2 separate regions of the Homo sapiens genome follow, and region 1 is linked to region 2. A link is a loop called in an ENCODE intact Hi-C map of the cell type or tissue named here. Cell type or tissue: ascending aorta. All regions are shown on one strand.

The links. Hi-C counts contacts between places; a loop is a spot of excess contacts. Peaks named below come from ENCODE experiments on the same cell type or tissue, not always from the same donor. Only the 100,000 strongest peaks of a DNase experiment are listed, where the experiment ranks them.
Region 1: a loop joins it to region 2, with 2.5 times the contacts of the local background. A loop is called at or near these places in 1 of 110 quality-filtered maps.

Annotation. Positions count from the first base shown.
Region 1 is chr20:13,607,718-13,612,717 of GRCh38, forward strand. The region is part of intron 4 of TASP1 (taspase 1); the gene reads right to left. Among named protein-coding and RNA genes, the nearest start is that of TASP1, 29 kb to the right of the region's middle. In ascending aorta, a CTCF peak has its summit at 2,683 (motif pointing right); no DNase peak of the experiment used is centred here.
Region 2 is chr20:13,736,886-13,741,885 of GRCh38, forward strand. All of the region lies in intron 9 of ESF1 (ESF1 nucleolar pre-rRNA processing protein), which reads right to left. Among named protein-coding and RNA genes, the nearest start is that of ESF1, 46 kb to the right of the region's middle. In ascending aorta, no CTCF peak of the experiment used is centred here; a DNase peak (open chromatin) is centred at 3,056; H3K27ac peaks cover 4,841 bases.

The sequences.
Region 1 (5,000 bases), 130 kb before region 2:
TCTTGTTGAAAATTGAATGTCCTATCAAAATCATTTTAATTGAGTTTGTGACCAGCCCGGCCAACATGATGAAATGCCATTTCCACTAAAAATACAAAAATTAGCCAGGCGTGATGGCAGGTGCCTGTAATCTCAGCTACTCAGAAGGCTGAAGCAGGAGAATCACTTGAACCTTGAACCTGGGAGGCAAAGGCTTTAGTGAGCCAAGACTGTACCACTGCGTACTCCAGCTGGGCGACAGAGCAAGACTCTGTCTCAAAAAAAAAGAAAAATCATTTTAATTACTAACTTCATTGATAAGCAGATACCTTTAACCTTCTAAAGCTGAGAAAGGTGGGGAAAAAGCTTTCGAAATGAACTTTCTTGCATCTTTTTAAAAGAGTTACAAAAACAGGATATGTACTCCATGTCATTATACTCTTTTTCAAACTAACACTAGTAAAACTTGTACAATATGCCTATCTTAGCTAGCACTATTCTAAGAATTACTAATTTTCTGGTATCCCAACATCAGTTTTCATTTACAGGATGAATGGAAGCCAATGAAACTGTATTACTGACTGAAAAAATCATTTGGGGAATTTTTTTTTGTTTAGTTGCCAATTAAGCTCAAATTTTCAAGAATTGGATGGTTAAAAGATTTCCAATTTAGATTCCTCTGTGGTAGCACAGGTTAAGAGTCATTAATTCAACAAATATTTATTGGACACCATTGTACCAGGCAAATCTTTTCTGTAAAGGGCAAGATATATTAACTAGTTCAGGCCTCGTGGGCCACATAGACAATGCTACAACTACTGAGCTCTGCCACTGTAGCACAAAAGCAGCAATAGAAAATACACAAATGAATAAGCATGGCTGTGTTCCAATAAAACTTCATTTATGGATACTGAGATATGAATTTCATATACTTCTCTGGTGTCATGAAATATTATTCTTCTTTTGATTTTGTTTCAACCATTTAAAAAAGTGAAAATCATTCTTAGTTTGCAGGCCATTCAAAACCAGGCATCTGGCCAGATTTGGCTTTCTGGCCATAGTTGGCCAATCCTTGATCTAAACCACGGGGATATAGCAGTGAACGAAACAGAAAAACATTCTTACCTACATGGAGCCTCAATTCTAGCTAAGGGAGACAAACAATAAGAAATTAAATACATTAGATAACATGTCAGATAGCAGTAAACACGAGAGTGAAAAAATAAAACAGGTAAGCAATAGGAGTACTGGGGATGGTCAGAGGGCTTTTATTAAAAAGAAAACTATAGCAGTAGTTACAATTTATTTATCATTTTTTTGGACATAATTTCAGACTTATAGAAAAGTACGATAGTCTAGTATCTAGACTATATAAAGAGCTCCAAATTTCAATAACAACCCAAAAAATCAATTTGAAAATGGGCAAAAAACTTGAACAGACTCAAATAAACATTTCTACCAAAAAGATACACAAATGGCTACAGGAACATTAATATATCCAATATCATGATCATCAGCGAAATGAAAACCAAAACTACAAAGATTTTACTTCACATCCACAAGGACAGTTATGACGACAAAAACAGAAAATAGTAAGTGCTAACAAAGATGTAGAAAAAATTATAACCTTGCATATTGCTGCTGGAAATGCAAAAAGGGTTCATTCAGTTACCATGGAAAAAGGTTCAACAAAAAGTTAAACACAGGCCAAGCGCGGTGGCTCACACCTGTAATCCCAGCACTTTGGGAGGCCAAGGAGGGCAGATCACTCGAGGTCAGGAGTTCAAAATCAGCCTGGCCAACATGGTGAAACCCCATCTCTACTAAAAATATTTTTAAAAATTAGTCGGGCATGGCGGTGGGCGCCTATAATCCCAGCTACTGGGGAGGCTGAGGCAGGAGAATAGCTTGAACCTGGGAGGCGGAGGTTGCAGTGAGCTGAGACGGCGCCATTGCTCCAGCCTGGGCAACAAGCGCAAAACTCTGTCTCAAAAAAAAAAAAAAAAAAAAAAGTTAAACATAGAATTAATTACCATATGACCCAGCAATTTCACTTCTAGGTATATACCCAAAAGAACTGAAAAAAGTTACTCAAATACCTATACAAGAGTATTCATAGCAACACTATGCACAATAGCCAAAAGGTAGAAACAACCCATATGTCCATCAATGAATGAATGGATTTGGAATGAAACAAACTGTGATAGATACATGAATAATGTTGAATACTGCTCCTCCAAAAAATGAAGTACTGATACATGCTACACTGTGAACAAACTTTAAAAACATTATTCTAAGCGAAAAAAGCCAGACAGCAAAGGCCACATAAATGGCATGATTCTATCAATATAAAATATCCAGAAGAGGTAAATCCATGGACAGAAAGCAGATGGGTGGTCCACAAGGGGGAAAGGATAAAAGAATGAAGAGCAACTGCTTGATGAGTATGAGGTTTCCTTTGGGGAGATAAAAATGTTTGGAACTGAAAGTGGTAGTTGCACAACACTGTGAGCATTTTAATGCCATGGGATTATGCATTTTAAAATGCTTCATTTTGTATTCTAAGAATTTCACTTCAATTTAAAAAGGCAGACACAAAAGAATACATAATATATGATTCCATTTACATGAAGTTCTAGAACAGGCAAGACTAATATATGGCAATAGAGGTCAGGACCAGTGTTACCCTGAGGTGACTGAAGGGGGCACAAGGGGCCTTCTGGAGGGCAGAAATGTTCCGTTTGCTGATCTGGGTGCTAGTGACACAAGGCCGGCCATGTTCACTCTGAAAAAAATTCATGAAGCTGTCCCCTTAAAATAAATGTGTATAGTTTTCCATATGTATACTATACACACAAGAAAGCTTTGAAACTATAAAATTTTCAAAATAAGATTGCAAATTTTTTAAAAACTGTTACCATTGTGAATTAAAGGGTCCAAAGGATCTCTCAGTATTATTTCTTATGCCTGCATGTATCCACAATTAACTTACAAAGTTTTTTTTTTAAAGAGTCAAAGAATTAAAATTCCAGACTCTCATCCCCAAAGATTCTGGTCCAGGTCATGAGTTGAAAGCTAGGGAATCATCATTTTTTAAAATAAGCTACCTCCAACAATTCTAATCCAGCCCTCACCTTGAGAAACTCCAGTGTAAATGAACTCCGTCAGCTGCTTAACTTCATATTCTCCATGAACCACATCTGGAGGGGGCTTGTAAAGGCATCTATTGCAACAGCACAGAGGATATTGGGAGTAAAAAAGCTACAAATGATCCATGAGAGGCTACAAAAGCTAACCACTCTGGGGCTAGGATTCAACCCTGGAAAAAAAATTAGATGGACTGGAGAAAAGTTAATAAAATGGGAGACAGTCAATGGTAAATAGACATAGAAACCTTTCTGGGCAATCATCACAAAGACAGCCATAAATATTATCCACAAAACAGCAATTTTTCTTATGTTTTCCATTAAGATGTAATGCAATCAAGATAAATGATGTTGGAAGCTAAATATCCTTTAGGAAGTTATCAGGACAAAGTGTGAAAATCAGTGCAGTATGCTTGGACTTTCAGTACGTTCCTTCATCACAAACAGTAAAAACAATATTTCACTCCTGGGACTAAAAGTAAATAAACAATTTGGTTCAACCTTATTTGGGTCACCGAGGTTTTTGATCTGCTTTAGCTTCAGGTCAAAAATTTTAGAGTGATATACTTTGGTATTAGTTCAAATTGTTTCAATGAGGAATTTTTTTGAAAAGTCTAGTTTGATTTGAAGCTCATTTTCAAAATAAAAGTTAATATTTAAGTCCAATTCCTATTCTGAAAAATTAAATCAAAGCTCATTCCGGCTTTACTATTAGTTTGGTAGAAATCCCTATTACAACAATTCGCAGCCTCTAGACCATTAAATTAATGACCATTAAACCATACATTCATTTCCCTGGCCCTTGCAACAAGACAAAAGCTAATAATCTCTGTCCAAGACTTATTTCCAGCTATACCTTAAAATGATATACAGTGCTACAAAAGCTCCTACACTCAAAAGAACCAGCTGTCACTTAGCTCTGGGAGATTGTAGCCCTGGGAGAATGCATGCTCCATGTGGCCAGATCTCATTTTTGCCAAGATAATTTAGAAGTCCAGATGCTTATATTAGTCTCCTCATTTTTACATGTTGACAACAAATTCCAGTTTTTAAAAGCTAGTCTATGGGCCAATCAACACGCATCTGTGAAATGTCTCTTTTGCAATCTCTGGCCTACATCACTTTGTAAGATTAAGAAGGTCTCAAGCTTCTTCAGATGCAAAATCTAAGCTTGCGTAAATCTTCAGTTTTCCATACAATACAGGTTTCAGGCAAAATAGCTCTTTGACACAAATGACAGTCCTAACAACAAATTTTATTATCATGCTTAAATATTTAAAATATTGAATTACCTCTTGCTACTTAAAGAAACAATACAGAAGTAACCTGTACTGCAGTCTACCAAGTGTCAACTCACCTTTACTAAAAAGAGCCAGATTAGTGGTCAGAAATGCTGCATATCTTCTGATTATAACAAATAAAATTTGTAATACCTTTTTCCTTCTCCAAAACGAGTCAGATGAGCTTTCTACTCAGAGTCCACAGGAAGTCATGGTATTTTTCTCAAATACCAGAAAACTAATAAAATATCATGGTATTTTTCTCAAATATCATTAGTATAGACAACTTCATCTACAACTTTACCCAGTGGTAAACTGCCTATCAAGACAAAACATGATAACCTTTTTAGAACTAGTAATTTGTAGCAAACACACACACACACACACACACACACACACACACACATTCCCCATACACAGAAGCGCATGGGAGGTGGGGCTATAATGTTCAGGTAACATGCAAAAATGGCAAAGATATAATCAGGTAAAATAATTATAGGATAATGAGAATCTATCTATAAATCAGATAACCAGCCCCCACATAGGGAAAAGTTGACTCTTCCATTCCCACTATGAACATTAACGACTTCAAGAT
Region 2 (5,000 bases):
CAAATAGCAGCATAAGAAACACATTGCAATGAATTCACACACCACCATGATAACTTAAAAAATGCTTTGTTCTTGTTGTCATCATGAGGTCATTTAAATCTCTTGCCACAGATCACAGCTGTTTATGTTCTAAGTTCTTAAAAATATGCCCATCCCAGAAGCCTCTTGGCATAAGTACGAGAACATTCTTCAGAGACAGTTTTAGCCTCTGAGAGCAGCCACTATGTGACTGAAAAACAACTTCATTGTAACTGCTTTTAGTTTTGCACAAATTTGTTTAAAAAATTTTAAGTGCATATCCAAGGACTTCTGAATTAGTTAAAAATAACATCAATAATCCTACAAATAAGGGGCAAAAACATCTTTCACAGCCAACCACAAACATAGATGACTCAATTATGACAATAATAATTTAAGCACAATCCATTCAGAATTATTCTGGCAGTTTGCATACATATAAAAATATTTTTAAATATCCTTGCAAAACACACAAAAATAAGAGTATACATTCTGCCTACCTTATTCATTTGAAATATCTGAAAAGTCTTCAAAGGGCAGGAGATGAACAACTTAAAATAACTCCACTAGGTACTATAATCGGCTTTGGTTATAAAAACAAAATGTATATTTAAACATTTCTGATATAGGCTGAAACCAGCACTCTTTATTTAAACCTGACTCTGTAACACTCAATTCCAAAAGTAGCTTTTAAAATCTAACCAGCCACCACCACTGCCACCAAAACTTCAAATTTGGAATCCACTCTGAGTATAAGGCTTTTTTTTTGAGACAGAGTCTTGCTCTGTCACCCAGGCTGGAGTGCAATGGTGCAATCTCTGCTCACTGCAACCTCCGCCTCCCAGATGCAAGCGATTTTCCTGCCTCAGCCTCCCTAGTAGCTAGGATTACAGGCGCACGCCACCATGCCAGACTAATTTTTTCTGTATTTTTAGTAGAGACAGGGTTCGCCATGTTGGCCAGGCTGGTCTTGAACTCCTGACCTCAGGTGATCCGCCCACCTCGGCTTCCCAAAGTGCTAGGATTACAGGCATGAGCCACCACACTTGGCCGAACAGAGTATAAGGATTTTTAGAGGAAAACCACTGGCCATGCCCTGAGGAACAGTGTCATCAAAGACACTCCTTCAAACTCTCCACCCCAATGGTGTAGGGAGAAGGAAGGACACATTCACTCACATAACAGGGGTCACAGGATATTTGGTCCAGATAAGTAAACGGGATCTTTGCCAGGGCCATTTTTTCCTCCTTGGTAAAGTAGGGTGACTATGTGCATAGGATATCCTTAAAGCATATTGGATAAGCCAAGTGATCAATCTTTCAAATAAAACATATGAAGATCTGAAGGGTTTTGAACTTGGTTCAGGATCTTACAATTTCTTGTATGAACTTCTGTAAATCCCTCTCTCCTAAACTTTTTTTTTTTTTTGAGACAGGGTCTTGCTGTGTTGCCCAGGCTGGAGTGCAGTAGTGCAATCACAGCTCACTGCAGCCTAGATGTCCCAGGCTCAAGCAATCTTCCCACCTCAGCCTCCTGAGTAGTGGGACCACAGGTGTGCATCACCATACCCAGCTAATTTATTTTACTTTTTATAGAGACGTAAGTCTCACTATGTTGCCCAGGCTAGTCTTGAACTCCTGGGCTCAAATGATCCTCCTGCTTCAGCCTCCCAAAGTGCTGGGATTACGGTCATGAGCCACCGTGCCCAGCCTCTCCTAAACTCTTACAGTACTATGGTCTTTTATTCTCTAGCATTTGTCACAGTTGGAATTATATATTCATTTGTGGAATTGTAAAAATTATTATTAATGGGTATCTCTCTTAACAGGTTGCAAGCTCCATGAGGGCAAAGGTCATAGCCTGTTTTTCTCTTGCTGGTAACTCTAGCGGCCAGTGAAAGGTGTGACATACAGCACGCACCTTATAAATGTCTGCTGAATAAAGAAGCAAATAAAAGAAAAAAATGAGTCAAATTTGTTCCCAACCTTACAGACTAGGAACAACAATGCTTAAAATTAAAAAGTAAAATAACTAGCCTTGTGAACAATAGTAAATAGCAAAAATGACCAATCAGGCAGAGCCAACAAATACTCTTTGGGTGCACTTAACACTATGAGAATAGTGTTATACAGAAACACAGTCATAAGGATAATAAGGATGAGGGTACAGGAAGCTGCTTAGATAGGCAATTGCTTCTTATATAACCCTCAATTCTATATCTTCCAAAACATTCAGTGAAGCATCCATAGAAAATATGCCCAAAGTATGTGATCAATGAACACGTTTTTTTTTGTTGCTGATTGTCTAAAAGCTATTTAACTGGGTAGAAATTGCTTTACATTTGTCTTGAATTTGAGCTTATCATACTCTTCTTCCAAATCGCCTTTTACTCTCCCTTGAAATGATGTCTTCCACTTACAATCATATTTAGTTTACTGTAAATCAAGCTGCCCCTGCTTCTTAGAATCAAATATTCTTAAAAGCTAACTTCAAATACAAAACAACATTTGGGCCTCATTAGGGAGCTATTGTTTCCTGTATTTGCCTGTACTTTATTTGTATGTTTTCTTTGTCTTTCAAGTAGTTTGTAATCACAATGTACACAATATCAAGCTATCCTAGTACTGATAAACTAAAATTCTGGCCAAGTCTGGTGAAGTCATTCTGCTAATTAGTTTACGGCAAAGAAGACTGAAGAACTACTTGTTCTATTGTTATTTTTATACATGTTTATGGACAAGGTCAAAAATAAATGAAAACTTTTAGATGTAAGAAAACAAAAGGAATTTCTTGGAATCCAGTCACAGTAAGAAAGTTCAAAAAAAAAAAAAAAAGAAAGCTCAAACGGAAATATCAAACTAGATTAGAAGCAAGGAGTTTTCCTTGGGGACAAACACTGATCTGCTATGGTCTTATATGGATCTTTGGTTGTAATGGGTTGCTGGCCAAGAAGCCAGCACACAGAGTTTGAAGCCTGATCACGGTGGGAGGTCCCAGCAGAGACCACTACATTAAGCCAAGATGCTTAAGGGTGCTCTCAGTGGGTGATGTCCCTTCCCCCACAAATCAGAGAGAACACATGCCTGTTTGGGCTTTGGTTATGGGCAGAAAGAGGGAAGTAAAAATACATTTTTCCCCCATAGATTTATAACCACAAACCCCTGGGTTTGTGGCTGGAATTCACACTACTTGTGTGGCCCAAAATAATCCAATCCAAAAACTCAGCTTCAATTGGTGTTGGATTGGAAGTGCCCTCAGGCATCTGGCAAATATTTTTTAAAAGAAGTACTTTTGACACAGGCTTCTGCAATTCCCTTAGGTAAAGAAAGATTCAAGAACAATGAGATCACAATCAAACTTCACAGAAACAAACTATAAGAACCATAAAGACTATGAATATTGGAATTATCAGATACAAAATATATATCAGCACTTTTAAAAAACAAAAGAAGAAATTAAAAGATCAGACTAACAAAAGGATAAGACTAGAAAAAAAATAAACAGCACACTAGACAGAGGTAAAGAAAGAATTAATGAACTGAAAAACAAAAGTGAAGAAATTACCCAGCACGTTGTAGAGATTCAAAGGGATGGAAAATATGAGTTATCAGATTCAGAGTTAGAATGTACTACACATATTAAACAGGATTTCCAGAAGGAGAAAACAGAGAAGATTGGGAAAATGTAATATTCTAAGAGAAAATGGTGGAAAAGTTTTCAGAACTAACAAAAGATGATAATCTTCAGTATTTTGGGTATTTAATTCCAAGCAAGATTAAAGCTAACAAGCAAAAAATGACCTACATCAGAGTGCAACTCTAGAACACCTAAAATATGTTAAAAGCCAGGTACCCAAGACAACACTGTAGAGCAAGACCACATCTCTCCTGACAGGATTCAAAAGTGGGCCCTGAGGTATTAAAATACTTGTTCTTTAGTCACACTGGCTTCCTGACTTGCACAGGAGTCAAGAGGAAGTCTTGTGAGCTCACAGTAAAATTGCCCCTTCCCAGAAAGAGGCTAAGACGGGGACTGGCTTGGTGCATCCAAGATAATAGCCAATACCCTTCCCTCCCTAATCCTCAATATTCACAGCCTCACTATCACAATCTGCCCCCAGGAATCATCCCACCAGGAATAATCTATTTATGCCTTTTCTCCCTATTCATTTTGGTCACTGCAAAAAGCCCCTAATCATCTTGTCCCCCTAATATCCCATGTTCTCATCCCCAGAAGGTAACAATACATCAATTCTTCTGCCCCATTCCCTGCCAACTCTCTATCACTAAATTCTGTGGAACTCACAGTACATCATCAGCAGAATCTCATTATATCTCTGAGCATTTTCTTTATCTTGTTCTAACTGAAACCTGGCTCTCCACCAAGGATACCACATACTACAGTCCTTTCAATTGTTGCTTTTGGTTTGCATTTTAGTTCATTTTCTTCACAGAACCCCCATACAAGCTGGCCTACAGGTGGGCTAGATGTGGTGGTCGTTAATGTTCTTCATCCAGTTTTCTGAAGTGTGGTACTGGTCTAGGGATAGGCAGACGAACTGACCAGTAAAACACAGAGCCAAGCAACAAACCCACAGTTCTGAAACTCTGGTACATGAGAGGTGACATGTCACATTACTAGAGGAAAGGAGAGATTATTCAACAAATGGAACAAGATAAAAAAGATTTTCTATATGGCACAAGATAAAATCAGGTCCCTACCTCATATTAAAAAAAACAACTCAAGGACTTAAATGTCCCAAACCTTACATCTTTTAGTAAAAAATCAAAGGGAACATTCTTCTCATCTGGACAAAAAAGAGTTTCTTAGATAAAACAGCAAATATTAACTATAAAAGATAAATCTGACAATATTAAAATCAAGTATTCTTGTTCATTAGATGACAGAAGAAAGTGGGAGAAGAGAGGAATTACAAATTAGAAGATATTAGCTGTCTTATACAAGACAAAGGATCAGTATCA